Regions from separate parts of the Homo sapiens genome. Here regions 1 and 3 are each linked to region 2. The links are chromatin contacts, found by Hi-C or POLR2A ChIA-PET in ENCODE. All regions are on one chromosome and are shown on one strand. Each heading gives the region's core, a stretch centred on a gene start or an enhancer-like site at or near the end of the contact. The rest is flanking DNA. Distances are from core to core; before and after follow the strand shown. Region 1 holds the start of PNPLA8 (patatin like domain 8, phospholipase A2). Region 2 holds the start of NAMPT-AS1 (NAMPT antisense RNA 1). Region 3 holds the start of PSMC2 (proteasome 26S subunit, ATPase 2).

Region 1 (4,691 bases), core at 2,110-4,609, 2.2 Mb before region 2:
TCCTCTCATTATCTTGATCTCTCTGACTTTCGCTTTGCCACATCTGTACTGATTTTAAGGATTTATGTGATTAGATTGGGCCCACAGAGATAATCCAGGATTATTTTCCTTTCTTAAAATCTGTACCCTTAATTACATCTGCAAAAAGTCCCCTTTGCCATGTAAAGTAGCATATTCACAGGTTCTAAGGATTTGGGCATGGGCATTTTTTAGAAGGCCATTCTTCAGCCTACCATGGTGATTATTCTTCTAGAATTATTTTCTGGCATATCCCTCCCTTAGGTGATCTGGAGAGATATCTTGCACCAATATGGCTTAATTTATTTTGGTTATAATGTTAAGTTTTATTTGAACAATAAAGATATTAGCAGCTCTTTTAAAAAGCTATGAACCAGACCAGAAAGGAGTGACTATGGATGTAGAAGAGCTAAAATAGATAAATCAATAATAAACCTTATAAATAGAATGAGCATAGCAAGTAACTGATACAGGGCAATGTGATGTCTCTTTTACCCAGCTTCCAAAGAATATAGCGTTGAACAATTACTGTATTTAGCATTATTTCAAGTATAGATGATTTCCTGAAGGCATTAGTCTGCTATTATACACAAGATAATCTCCAATTTTGCATACTACTGAATTTGTTTGAAATTAAATATAATTCTCTTTTGTCTCAAAACTGCCCAACATCAAAAGAATCATAAATGGGTTTTATTTTCCATTTTTAACTTATCAAACTAGTAATCTAAATGAAACTAAAAATCAATTCAATAATACAGAATTTTAGAGAGTCTACTATTTGTTGGATGTTACGCTAGATCCAGACAATACAGTTTACCTTACGCTCCTTGACTGCAGGAAACTGGCAGGCATATAAACAAATAAATTATAATACTGTGCAGCAAGGGCAATAAGAGAAGTGAGCACAGGTGGAAGGAATGATTCATTCTATGAGTAGTGAGGTAAGATTTTCCTGGCTGAAGGACAAACAAATCTTTAGGAGGACAAGGTGGAAGGGGAGCTAAGCCAACAGCATGACCAAGGCACTAAGTATGAAAAGGAACAAGAGTATCTGGGGAAGTACAGGTGTGGCTGGAGGATAGAGAGTGAGAGGCAAGTGGTGAAAGTAAAGGCTGGAAGGTCAGCAGGGTCAGAACCTATAATTTCATTCGGTATATTCTGTGAAGATGTACAGCCAGCAAAAGCTTTTTAATTCGGGAAAACACGATTGGACTTGCACTTTCAAAAGATTACCGTGGTTGCACAGAAGAGACTGACTGGGTCAGAGGTTAGTTACAGGCTGGAAAACCAGTTTAGATGAAACTGAAGAGCAAGGATGAAAGCCTGAACTAGAGCAGTGGAAATGCGAATGTGGAGCAGAGGAACGATTCAAGAAATTCTGCGGTAAAACTCATCAGACTTCATGACTGATTAAAGGTATGGTGGTAGACAAGGGAGGGAGAGGAAGGATAAGAATGGAGAAGCAGGAATTGGGCGTTATTTGAAAATTTCTGACATGGGAGGAAAATCTGGATATTTAATAACATCTGACTAAATTAGGGGATGAAAGAGCATAAGCGGAGAGGGAATGGTGGTGCTCTCTCCTTGACCATACTTTAGTTAGGCTCCTCTGAGCCCTCTTCCCAACTAGGCCTCATCCTTGGGCCCCTGTCTTAGGCCTGCTGAGTCCAGTTTTAGCAAGAATCTTGCAAAGTCAGTTTAGAGAGTATCTCCTAGCCTTGATAATTGATCATCTCCGCCTGTCTTCAGCAAGAATCTTGTAAGTCACTTTAACAAGAATATCCCCGACCCTTGATATCACTTCTTAGTAATTTTCCATGAACTGACCCCTCAGTCTGCTTGCTGGTTATAAATCCTAGCTGTTTTTGTTGTATTAAAACTTGAGGCCAATCTCTCTCCCCCATGGTGATAGTCATGGCACCTATTGCAATAGTTCTAAATGTCTTCCTTGACATTTTAACAAGTGTCAGAATAATTTTTCTTTAGCAACAAGGAGGAATCTGTCTCAAAAACTAAAGCTCCTTCCACACGCCTGTAAGGCTTAATTGGTGCATACATCTTTTAACTCTCCTGTAGCTAAATAACATGTCTGGCTTATCCACTGCTGGGGTTTACCAGGCATTATGATGTACATAATCCAGACACTGTGTCCCAAGAACATAGCAAGCTGGCTTTCCCTCCTTGATTTAAAAAAATCAAAACAACACAACTATCAGGGTAACATCCACTACATTTGACAGGTCAAAGAATCCCCTTCCTTAAGGACTTTACAATAACCTTACAGGGGGCTAAAGCATACATACCCATGGGTAGTGGGTAAGCCTTGAGAGTACAGTATAAGTCTTGATAACATTTTGAGGTTGATAACTAGTTGAAACTGATCTGTTTTCCCGACCTCAACGTAATTGCAAGGTCACTTCAAGAGGGTAAGGGGCTATTGCAACTACCCAAATTCGCTATTGTAGTATAAAAGCTTTAATTAACAGCATGTATAGGAATGCAAAGCTATGTTCTAATGAAACTTTAAAAAGCAGACACAAATATGAATGTCATATAATTGTCATCTGTCGCAAAACTTTTTTTTTAACCTTTGAAAAATGTGAAACCCATTTTTAGCTCCTAGTACAGCAGAACCTGCGGTGGGCTGGATTTGCCCTGAGGGCTGTAGTTTGCCCCTGTGGTACGTATGAAATGCCACAATTTTAAAAAGATGTGTTACGTGTGGGACCATTTGTGGGGCGGTTTATGCTAACTTCCAATACAGTAATATATGTCAACTCGCTTTTGAGTGACATTTAGTCTGGGTGGCCATGCCCAGGAATGGATATAGAGAAAGGGGCGCGGCCGCGCCGGGCACCACCCTCCAAGAGACTGGTATCGCAGCCCCCAGCTCCAAGGAACTCAGCGCAGGCAGGGGCTTCAGGGACGCGGAGAGGGAGGCTTATCTCTGCTGAAAGGGAATAGCGGCCCGCAAACAAGCAAACCAGGACACTGCTCCGAGGTCCCGCCCAGGAAGGCAAAACGAAGTCCCACCGCTCTCACACCCGGCAACCAACCAAGGCACAGCACGCCCCACCAGCAAGCCACGCCTCGCGCATCACGCACGCACGCACGCACGCACACACGTCTGTCGCGGCTTCCCGCCTTGCGCTCCGTCATGCTCTATTGCGCATATCTCGGGGCGGGGGAGGAACGGAGATTGACAAGGAGGCAGAGGCCTGAGCGAGGCGGAAAATCCTCACCCCGGCCCGCGGGTAGACCCAAACTTCTAGCGCGTCACTTCCGCTGGGGGCGGAGCGGGGCGGGGCTGAGTGGGTGGCGACCTAGCTGCTGCGCCAGTGTTTGTGTTGGAAGCTCAGCTGATGCAGGCCGGTTGGAGTGGACGTCATTGCCGGGAACGAGCGAGTCGCCGCTGCAGCCCTAGTGACTGCGGCCTGCATCCCGGTAAGTAGCCGCGAGGGGACAGGGGCGGGACGATAGGAGGCTGGTTGATCGTTCTGGACCCTTGTCCGGCGCTCCGGGTCGTCCTTTCTTTCTTTGGAGGGCACTTCCCGAGCGAGAGGGTGGGGACACGCCAGGCTTTGGGGAGGAGCTGGCGCTGGAAGGAGCCCGCAGGTCCTGGAGCTCATTGGTACTCGGCGCCCTCCGCCCCCGTGGGCTTTGCTGCCCCAGAAGCGCAAACCGTATTTGGTTTCGCAGGTCCCGCCCTGCTCCCCCTGTCCCATCCCCACGACTCCCTCCTCAATTTTCCAGAGTCTGTCTGCCTTCCCCTGGACTGTAGTGTTCTCCAGTAGTTAACTGGTCACTCTCAGGAGGGTTTCCCTAGTCTACATCATTCTCGACTGTCAGTGTGCACCTGGTGATTCTACTGCCTGATATTTTTTGTCAGTAATCTCTTTCTGACCCCATCCACATTTGATTCTATCCTTGACCGCTGTTGCTTAAGTGGATAAGGTGTATGAATCACTGTGTTGCAGTGCTTCCTATCCCTGTGTCATTTCTATCATTGTGCTGGAAGGAACCTGCTTTCCACGCCTAATACAATGATAACTTTAAAATGGTGACTCATAGGAAAAACTCAGGAGAGTTGTGACATAAGGGACTATCATATAATCCTGCTTAAAATACTGTTTTCAATTCCAAAACAGTTGTATCCTGGTTCTGCAGTCCTAATTTCTGAGAGTTCAAAAATGACAAATGTTTCAGTGTATTAAGAAAATGCTGTTAAACAGTGAAACATTAAGAGCTTATGCCTTGTGAGGCAGTTGTATCAAGCCCATTTTAGCTATTTTGTTAAATTGCTTATGCAAATTAGTTGTCCTTTCAATATAAGAACATGTTTTTATTTCGTAATTATAATCAACTTTTTCTTAATGTTGATCTCTTTTTTTATTTCTATATCAGGACTAAATTAAAATCTTGTAAACGCCCTTTTAATGAGTGATGTTGAATGAAAGGGCCAGTTTCACTAGTTTAGCTATTCACTTGTTTCACATGCAAAGTTGTTACAAGAACAGCCTGTACTTTGAGTTGTTTTTTTTTACCCCAGTTAGAGGGGTTGTGCTGAAGCTGCATATTGCTTCACTCATGGAATATATATTTGTAAAAAGGTCAGAGTTAGAATGCTGAGCCATAGACACCTTCCTGTCCTGCCATTTTTTGTTGTTGTT
Region 2 (4,330 bases), core at 1,135-3,634:
ATGGGTTTTCACCATGTTGCCCAGGCTGGTCTCAAAATCCTGGGCTCAAGTGATCAGCCCGCCTCAGCCTCCCAAAGTGCTGGGATTACAGGTGTGAGCCACCACGTCCAACCTTAATGCTAGCTGTTAAACTGTCTTTCAGGGGAGGCCATTTTAAAATGAAATCTTGGCTCTGTTTTCAGTGATAATTTCATAGTTCTAAACCCCAATTAATTCTGAATTGCTCCAGCTTAAGCATGTAGTTACATAGAGAATGTGCCTATTTCTATCTCAGGCAAATGGTGATTGTCCTATTGGTAACATGACTTCATTGTCATTTTTTTTCTCTGGAGACTACTGTGAGGATTCACATTACTAATACTTGTGCAGGCCTCACTCCTTAATTTAACAAGCAATGTCAATACAATATTTTTTCTTTGCACAGATATAAGACCTTTTTATTTTAAAACTGCAAATTCAACTCAAAGATTGCAAGATCAAATTTTGCATCTTAAAAAAATACTACCATAAACAAAGCCCACATTATAATCAGAATCCTACTTTCTTTTCTGCATAAAGCAGCATAGAACAACGGTCATTTATAGATACATGAATTCCAGGAAGCTAAACAAATAAGAATTTGTACTATAAGTAAAGTAGGTTATATAAATTTTAAATGAAGGAAAAAACACCAAATTAAGGACAAAAATTATCTTTTTCCTTCTTTGAATTGCACTCCTTGAAATAATATAAAAAAACTCCCAAAATCAAATATTAAAAAATAATTTGTTTAGGCCGGGCGCGGTGGCTCACGTCTGTAATCCCAGCACTTTGGGAGGCCGAGGCGGGAGGATCACGAGGTCAGGAGATCGAGACCATCCTGGCTAAGACGGTGAAACCCCATCTCTACTAAAAATACAAAAAATTAGCCGGGCGTGGTGGCGGGCGCCTGTAGTCCCAGCTGCTTGGGAGACTGAGGCAGGAGGATGGCGTGAACCAGGGAGGCGGAGCTTGCAGTGAGCCGAGATCCAGCCACTGCACTCCAGCCTGGGCGACAGAGCGAGACTCCGTCTCAAAATAGAAATAATAATTTGTTTAAATGCGTTTACAAATAATTTTCCCCGGTAAAACACAGGGAAGATCAACCAATAAATACATAAGCCCTCTTGTTTCAAACCTCGTTGCTGAAAATAATTGTAAGTGTACTAGTATTTACTACATTGGTGAGTGCCTGGTGATACCTTCCACTTCCATGATCTTTGCCCTGTATTGTATCTACGTGTAGATGAGGTGATTGTCAAAAATATATACTGACTTCAAGACATAGTGTTGACTGAGGTTGTCTTTATTAGAAGTCTCAGCCATGCCTCCAGTTTCGAGATGAATCTCAATTCACAAGTTCCACTATGAATCTCAATTCACAAGTTCCACTACCACCACCACCATCACTGCCCCCAGATAGAATGAGACTTCTAATAACTTGAAAGACAAGTCTATAAATATCCTGTAATCGTTTTCACTGTATCACTTTTTCCTGGCTACTTTTATCCGATAAAAACCTCAATTTATTTTTAAGCTATTAAACATGCGGACAAAGGGAATCTTAGTTTTATGCAAAAACGCAACCACGCATGAGAACTGCGCAAGTCTTTCTTGGAATGGTCTGTATTTGGGTGAAGTCATCAGACGTCATTACACTTCTTTATTTTGGGGTTGCCAACTCGTTTCCCAGGATTTAAAGACTATAACGATGATAAAAGTCAGTGTCGCACCCTGTCAAAGGCTTGGCCCGTTGCCTTTTCCTTCCCGGCAATACTCGGTTCAATTAGGTCTTGTCCCCTCATTATCTGTGAGGACTGAATTCCACCCCCGCTTTTCAACGCAGGCTCTTTGCTCGGGAAAAGTCAAACCATCTCTCAAAGGATCAAAGAGCTCAGCCATAGACAGAGCCGCCGGAGGAAAGCGGAGTCGCTGCATCAGATGAAAGGGGCCCCTCAGCCTCACTCCTCACCGCAGCTCCTGGGATCTTAAAGACAGGGTCAGGAGGATCAGGAGGGACAAGAGGGATGGAGGCGAAAGGCTGGATCCTTAATCCAGGCCGGAGACAAAGGTGAGTAACTGCGCGTGGTGGACGGGAAGATGGGCAGTAGGAGGCTCCTCGCCCCCTAGCCGGGTGGCGTGACTTCAGGAGGACCCAGAAAACCGGCCAGGACTGGGTAGGACGGAAGGTCCCAGGCGGGGCGGGCGAACCGGCTCCTCGTGGCACTGGCAAAGCTGGGAACGCCCCCTCCAGGCCCCGCCCTCCCGCGCCCGTGCCGGGAACTCGAACTTAGGTAAGCGCCCGGGTCACGCGCCGGGGCTGCCCCGCTGCCTCCAGCTTCCCAGAGCTGGCGTCTGGGAGGAAGAGCGCGTGCATCACGTCCTCCTCCCCGCCCCGCCTCCGCGCACTGCGCAGCGCGCTGCCGCGCCCCGCCCTTTCTCGGCCCCCGGAGGGTGACGGGGTGAAGGCGGGGGAACCGAGGTGGGGAGTCCGCCAGAGCTCCCAGACTGCGAGCACGCGAGCCGCCGCAGCCGTCACCCGCGCCGCGTCACGGCTCCCGGGCCCGCCCTCCTCTGACCCCTCCCCTCTCTCCGTTTCCCCCTCTCCCCCTCCTCCGCCGACCGAGCAGTGACTTAAGCAACGGAGCGCGGTGAAGCTCATTTTTCTCCTTCCTCGCAGCCGCGCCAGGGAGCTCGCGGCGCGCGGCCCCTGTCCTCCGGCCCGAGATGAATCCTGCGGCAGAAGCCGAGTTCAACATCCTCCTGGCCACCGACTCCTACAAGGTAAAGCTCGGGGCCCGGGCAGATGAGGAGGAGCGGGGCGCGCTGGGGACGAGCGCGCGGCAGGGGGGCGGGGGCGGCTGGGGCTGGGGTTGGGGCTGGGGCTGGGGCTAGGGTCGCGGCGCGGGGAGGCCCGGGGGAGGCGCGGGCGGCGGCGGCTGGGGCAGGTGAGGAGGCGCCGCAGTGGGCAGGAGGTGGCTTGAGGAGGATGGAGGGCTGGGCGGTGGAGGCGGGGCCTGGGGGCGCGCGGCGGCGGCGGCGCGGCGGGGGGCTGAGGCGGGCCCCAGCGGACTCCCGGGCGCCGGTGCTCGGGGCTCGGGGCTCGGGGCTTGGGCGTCGCCGGCGAGCGCATGCCCTTCCCTGAAGCGCGGCCTCTTGGCCTGGAGCTGGGACCAGTTAGGTAACGGCCCCGGGGACCCGCAGTGGAGAGTGAGCGGGGCTTTCCCCCGGGCCAGCCCGGCGCGCTCGCCCCTGGCTGGGCAGGTAAGTCTCCCGGGGCGCGAGGTGGGAGAAGTCCTGGCGCGGGCGCCGGAGCAGCCGCGGTCCTCTGCGGCTCCGGCGCGGAGGACACTCGCCTGGCCCCGGTAGCCGTAGTGGATTCCCCTGTCCCACTCCGCCGGGCTCCGTTTCAAACTCCTTGGCACCTAGTGATTGCTCGTGCTCCTTATCCCTGGGTGTAGAGGCCGCTCTGCTCTTATCTGCTTTAGGGTCATTACAGGATTTCTGTGAAAAGGAAAATGAAACACGAGGATTTAAAGGAACTGTAGTTTTAACCCTAGAGAACATGTGGAGAGGGAAATGGCACAGCGTTGCGTTCACATGCCCATTGAACACTTGTGTGGGTAGCTGCCACATTCAGTTGATATGAAGCACGCAGTAGTGAAGGGAAGAGGTAAAGTAAATTTTACTTGAGCAGCATAGTGGTTTGGAATACAGTGGTAAAACATAGTACTCTCATGTTTTTGTTTTGATTCTTTTTTTTTCCTTTGTTTTTAGCCCTCCTCCGATATTCCGAGAAAGTATTTTAGAGAATTCCATTTTACTTAAGTTTTGTCTGTTTTTTTCCAATCAGCTTAAAATGCTGTTTATGATATTTAGATAGGTTCTTGAAATCGAGCCAAGATCCATCAACAAGTTGTCTTTTAGATGCAAGTTTAAAGTATTGCAAAATCCGAACACTATCAAGTATGATTCTTGAATATTGTCAAGTATACGTGATAATACCTCAAGTATGGTCCTTTACTTGGTCCTAAAACCTCCTCTTGTGTTCTCTTGGTTCAATCATAGTGTTTTCAAAATTTTAAATAGTGATTTTAGAATAGCCTCATTGATAGTTTTGTAGAATTTTTTTCTTAACTAAATCTAAAATAACTGTCAGATTTTTTTTTTACATGTTAGCCAAATGTAAAGGGAGGTTGAATAGTCTAAATTTTAAAAACAGAAGAATGCAACTTCCTTTAGTTTGCAGTTCCTCTAACCATTATACATAAGGAATGTAAAATTACTTTAACATCAGTTTTCTGGGGTGCTT
Region 3 (4,666 bases), core at 764-3,263, 2.9 Mb after region 2:
CAACATTGTGAAACCCGGTCTCTGCTAAAAATGCAAAAATTAGTTGGGTGTGGTGGGGGGGTGCCTGTAATCCCAGCTACTTGGGAGGTTGAGGCAGGAGAATCCCTTGAACCCAGGAGGCAGCGATTGCAGTGAGCTGAGATCACATCTCTGCACTCCAGCCTGGGTGACAAGAGCAAGACTCCATCTCAAAAAAAAAAAGGGTATGTATGAATAAACGCATAAGATCCTATATACATGTTAGTCATAACTGTATCCAAGGAATAAATGTATTAATATTTTTACAGAAGAACAAACCCAGAGAAACACACAGATCACTGTGCACAGATCAAATGATAAATCTCTGTGTCTAAGTTTTCCAATAAATACTGAGTATATCTGACATTTTCAGTGTCCTAAAATATTTTTAAAAGAAACAGCAGAATGAGATGAAGGTAGAAAGGAAATGCTTTCTTTTGGGGGACAGTGTAAATGGAGAAGGGTGCTAGGAAAAGTTGAAGTTGTTAAGAAAGGGAAAAGTAAGAAGAAACATAAGAAATACCAAAAGAACATTTAAAAATAGCTTAAGGAACAAAAGGAGAAACGGCATAAAGATGAGACTACAAACGGGACTACTGGGAAGAAGTTATATCCAAAACTGGTGTGCATATCTCATGCACTGTAAGTTAAAGTGTCAACTGGTACAATCTCCATGGAGTGTAGTTTGGCACTTACAAAATCAGAACTCCACTTCTAGAATTTATCCTACAATTTGTACTTGTGCACTTGGTAAAAGTTACATAAACAAGATTATTCATTTTTTTAAATGTTTATTTTATGTACAAAGAACTATCATGGTTTTCCATTGGGTAGATGCCTTGGATAATCCTTTGAAGGAAGATCACTTAGTCCAACTTAATGAAACCAATATCCTTCCCATACTGACAAAAACACTGGCGGCACATATTGAGGCCATATTTCCGGATCAGACCGTGCCGGTTTGAACAGACGCGACAAGAGCGAGAACCCTGGCCGAATTTTCGCGGGTGGCTCCAGCATAGCTTCTGGTGACCCATCTTGGTCTCAGAGTGCAACGAGGTAAAAGGTACTCATTGTTTTATAACAGCAACAAATTGGAAAAATCTACACGTCCATCAATAATAAATACATTACTGTATACGCATAATACAGGATACTATGCAGATGCAGAGGAAGTGACTACATGATAGGAAAGTATCTCTAATATATATTAATTTTTTAAAAATCAAGATGTTGAAGTATGTACAGCATGCTACATTTGTGTTAAAAAAAAGGAATAGATAAGCACACTTGCTTGTATATGTATAGAATATGTCTAAAAAGATATGCAAAATAGCAACATTAGTTGCCTCTGTGGAGAAGTTGGTGGCTGGGGCCAAGGATGCGAGGCTTTTCAAAGATATCTTTTCTGCCTCTTGAATTGTGAACCCTGTGAATGTATTATCTGGTCAAATAATTTTTTTAAGAAAATTATGTCTCAGAATTGTGGCTACACAGTGACAGCTCCCGGCTGTCACAGGGGGAAGGAGGAGGAGAGGAAAGAGGATCAGGTGACCGAGCACCGCCAGGCAGAACTTTTCAAGGCCTATTAGGCCAAGCAGGGTGCGTGACTTCTTCAAGACCCGAGAGCTGAGAATGAATAAAAATTTCCATCAGCAGATAATACAGAACTTGTAGTGGATGAGGGAGACTGAGAAGGCAGGCAAGTTAATCCGGCCGGTGTCCAGACTAAATTACTAGGGGCACAAAAGGGCCAGAGCACAGAGCCAGGAGCGGGAATCCAGCTCCTCTCCAGTGCCAAGGCAGCTCCGCTCCAGTCCCGCCCCAGCTCCGAGCTCCGGCCCATGTCAACTGACCTCGGATGGGCTTGTCGTCCTTCTCATCCTCTTTGGTCTTCCGCTGATCGGCACCGAGGTAATCCGGCATTTTAGCAGCTCCAAAAGCCTCCGCTCCTTAATGATTACACAGCACCTTCCTTGCTTCCGGTGGTGTCTTCCCTTTCCCTTCCCCACCGGAAGTAAATTGGGCTCAGACAGACCCCTTTATGCAGTGCTTCAGAGTCCGGACAGAGCCCTGGGGAAACGCTTTGGCACGCTGGTTTTTGGACTGATTACCTGTGAGAAGGAAACTTTACAGTGTTTGTAAAACGCCTGGCATATTAGACACAATAAGTAGTGGCCACATCTACAAATATAGTGAAGGTAATCTATTTCTGGTAAAGAGTTAATATCCAGAATATATAAAGAACTCCTACCACACAAGAAAACAACCTGATTTTTTAAGTGGGCAAATAACCTGAATAAACATTGCTCCAAAGAAGATATACAAATGGACAACATCACTGTTAGGAAATGCAAATCAAAACCACAGTTGGATGCCACCACATACCTATTAAGATAGCTATTATTAAAAAACAAGCAAAAACAAAACAGAAAATAAGTGTTGGAAAGGATGACCCTTGGGTCCAGCCAACCCTTGCATGTGCTGCTGGATAAAATGGAATCCTGGTGCACTGTTGATGTAAATGTAAAATGATAAAATGGTGCAACTGCTGTGGGAAACAGTATGATTGATTCCTCAGGAAATTAAAAATAATTACCATGCCACCTAGCAATTCGATTTCTGGATGTGTATCCAAAAGAACTGAAAACAGGATCTCAAAGAGATATTTGTACATCCATGTCCATAAGCAGCATTAGTCATGATACCCATAAGGTGGAAGCAACCCAAGTGTCCATCTACATATGAATGGATAAACAAAATGTGATACACGCATGCGCGCTCACACACACACACACACACACACACACACACACACATTATTCAGCCTTAAAAAGGAATGAAATTCTAGTATAAGCTACAACACAGATGAACCTTGAAGACATTATGCTAAGTGAATAAGTCAGTCACAAAAAAGACAAATACTATATGATTCCACAAATATGAAGTACCTAGAGGTGTCAAATTCCTAAAGACAAAGTAGAAGGATGGTTTCCAGTGGACAGTTTTTTCCACTGGCATAGTTTCAGTTTTGTAAGAGATTAAATGGGTATAGAGTTTCAGTTTTGTAAGATAAAAATAGTTTTGTAGGGTGGTTACACAATAATGTGAATGTACTTAACATTACTGTAAACTTAAAAACGGTGAAGATCGTAAATTTCATGTTATGTGTGTTTTAGCACAATTTTTTTAAAAAACAAAACCCCCGACCGGGCACCGTGGCTCACCCCTGTAATTCCAGCACTTTGGGAGGCTGAAGCAGGCAGATCATGAGGTCAGGAGTTGGAGACCAGCCTGGCCAACATGGCTAAACCCCGTCTCTACTACAAATACAGAAATTAGCTGGGCGTGGTGGCACGCACCTGTAATCCCAGCTACTCGGGAGGCTGAGGCAGGAGAATCGCTTGAACCTGGGAGGCAGAGATTGCAGTGAGCCGAAATCAGGCCACTGCACTCCAGCCTGGGCGACAGAGCAAGCCTCTGTCTCAGAAAAGAAAACAACAAAAAAACAAAAACCCATGTTAGAGTTAATGGTAAAATTGAATGGGAGGAGGTGTGAGGAAAAAAATATATTAATATGAAGAAAGTGGAGTCAGGTTACTTTGCACCTTGGAGCATGTTTTAACAGTGGTTGCATTAGTAGGGATCAGGAAGAGGTTTTGGGGCAGAAGATTAGTTCAATTTTTTTTTTTTTAAAGACGGGGTCTCACTGTTACCCAGGCTGGAGCGCAATGGTGTGATCTCAGCTCACTGCAACCTCCACCTCCCGGCCTCAACGATCTTCCCACCTCAGCCTCCCTTAGTTCAATTTTTGAAAAGTCAGTTTTGAAGTGACAATTTTATCATGCAGCAGATATACAGACCAATTAAATGTATTTAATTGGCCTGGCACAGTGACTCACGCCTCTAATCCCAGAGTTTTGGGAGACTGAGGCAGGAGGATCCCTTGAGGCCAGGAGTTCAAGACCACCTTGGGCAACATAGTGAGACCCTGTCTCTACAAAAAAAAATATACATATATATATATATAATATATTTAAAAACTTTAATTGTGAAAATATAATGAAATTAGTAAGTTATTTTCTAATTTACTAATTTCTGGTGGTCCTTGCTAAAGAGTGGCATATCAAGTTTATTTTATTGAACCTGTTTCAGATACTGCTGTTGGGGGTGAGCCTTTACCCACTGTTTGTTTTTGCTAGTTTTTGCTTTTGACTGCAGTCTTAGAAGGAAGCATATAGTAGGAATACAATTGATTTTATTATACATTAAAAAATTAAGTCCCAGAGTCCTATAATTGGGAATATCTTGAATAAAAACTTCATTAGAACAAGGTAAAAATATTGCTGGCCTTGGAATACAATCTAACACACTAGAGAGAGGTTTCTTCTCCAAGCGAGTATTAAAAGATATAATGCAGGTAAATTAGTAATAGCACGACAAATATTAGCTGCTATTATCATCATCAAGTTAAACACAAATGTATCACAAATACACGTACGTAATTCTCCGCAAATGTATATACTAGTCGTCGATACTGGTTCATACAGGTATTTTCATTTTTTACTTAAAAGTATAGCGCTCCTGGGAAAATCACTGATTAGGTTCAGATTAATACATAAAGCAGTAAGAACTTAAAGATAATATA

What was found. Hi-C counts contacts between places; a loop is a spot of excess contacts on that map. ChIA-PET counts read pairs that join two places held with the same protein, here RNA polymerase II (POLR2A). Pooled maps may share reads with other maps.
Region 1: a loop to region 2 is called in a map of CD8-positive, alpha-beta T cell, with 26 times the contacts of the local background. The contact joins the promoter of PNPLA8 here to the promoter of NAMPT-AS1 in region 2. A Hi-C loop is called at or near these places in 3 of 168 maps with a recorded cell type or tissue (CD8-positive, alpha-beta T cell, ascending aorta and naive thymus-derived CD4-positive, alpha-beta T cell), 1 of 37 single-sample maps with no recorded cell type and 14 of 50 pooled maps. POLR2A ChIA-PET finds 5 or more read pairs at or near these places in 1 of 52 experiments (CD4-positive, alpha-beta T cell).
Region 3: a map of naive thymus-derived CD4-positive, alpha-beta T cell shows a loop between it and region 2 (6-fold over the local background). The contact joins the promoter of PSMC2 here to the promoter of NAMPT-AS1 in region 2. A Hi-C loop is called at or near these places in 1 of 168 maps with a recorded cell type or tissue (naive thymus-derived CD4-positive, alpha-beta T cell), 1 of 37 single-sample maps with no recorded cell type and 9 of 50 pooled maps.

What each region holds. Positions count from the first base shown.
Region 1 is chr7:108,524,803-108,529,493 of GRCh38, reverse strand. It overlaps PNPLA8 (patatin like domain 8, phospholipase A2), which reads left to right and starts at 3,359. Exons shown (of 11, transcript NM_001256007.3): 1 at 3,359-3,465. It overlaps LOC124901722 (a long non-coding RNA gene), which reads right to left and starts at 3,019. Exons shown (of 2, transcript XR_007060473.1): 1 at 1,849-3,019; 2 at 1-43. RefSeq lists enhancers at 2,741-3,080, 3,371-3,490, 3,262-4,222.
Region 2 is chr7:106,283,300-106,287,629 of GRCh38, reverse strand. NAMPT-AS1 (NAMPT antisense RNA 1) reads right to left here and starts at 2,384. Exons shown (of 1, transcript NR_186647.1): 1 at 1,304-2,384. It overlaps NAMPT (nicotinamide phosphoribosyltransferase), which reads left to right and starts at 2,647. Exons shown (of 11, transcript NM_005746.3): 1 at 2,647-2,802. The coding sequence starts at 2,746. RefSeq lists silencers at 2,148-2,687, 2,958-3,317.
Region 3 is chr7:103,344,990-103,349,655 of GRCh38, reverse strand. PSMC2 (proteasome 26S subunit, ATPase 2) reads right to left here and starts at 2,013. Exons shown (of 12, transcript NM_002803.4): 1 at 1,875-2,013. The coding sequence starts at 1,944. It also overlaps a transcript of PMPCB not described here and the pseudogene RPS29P16.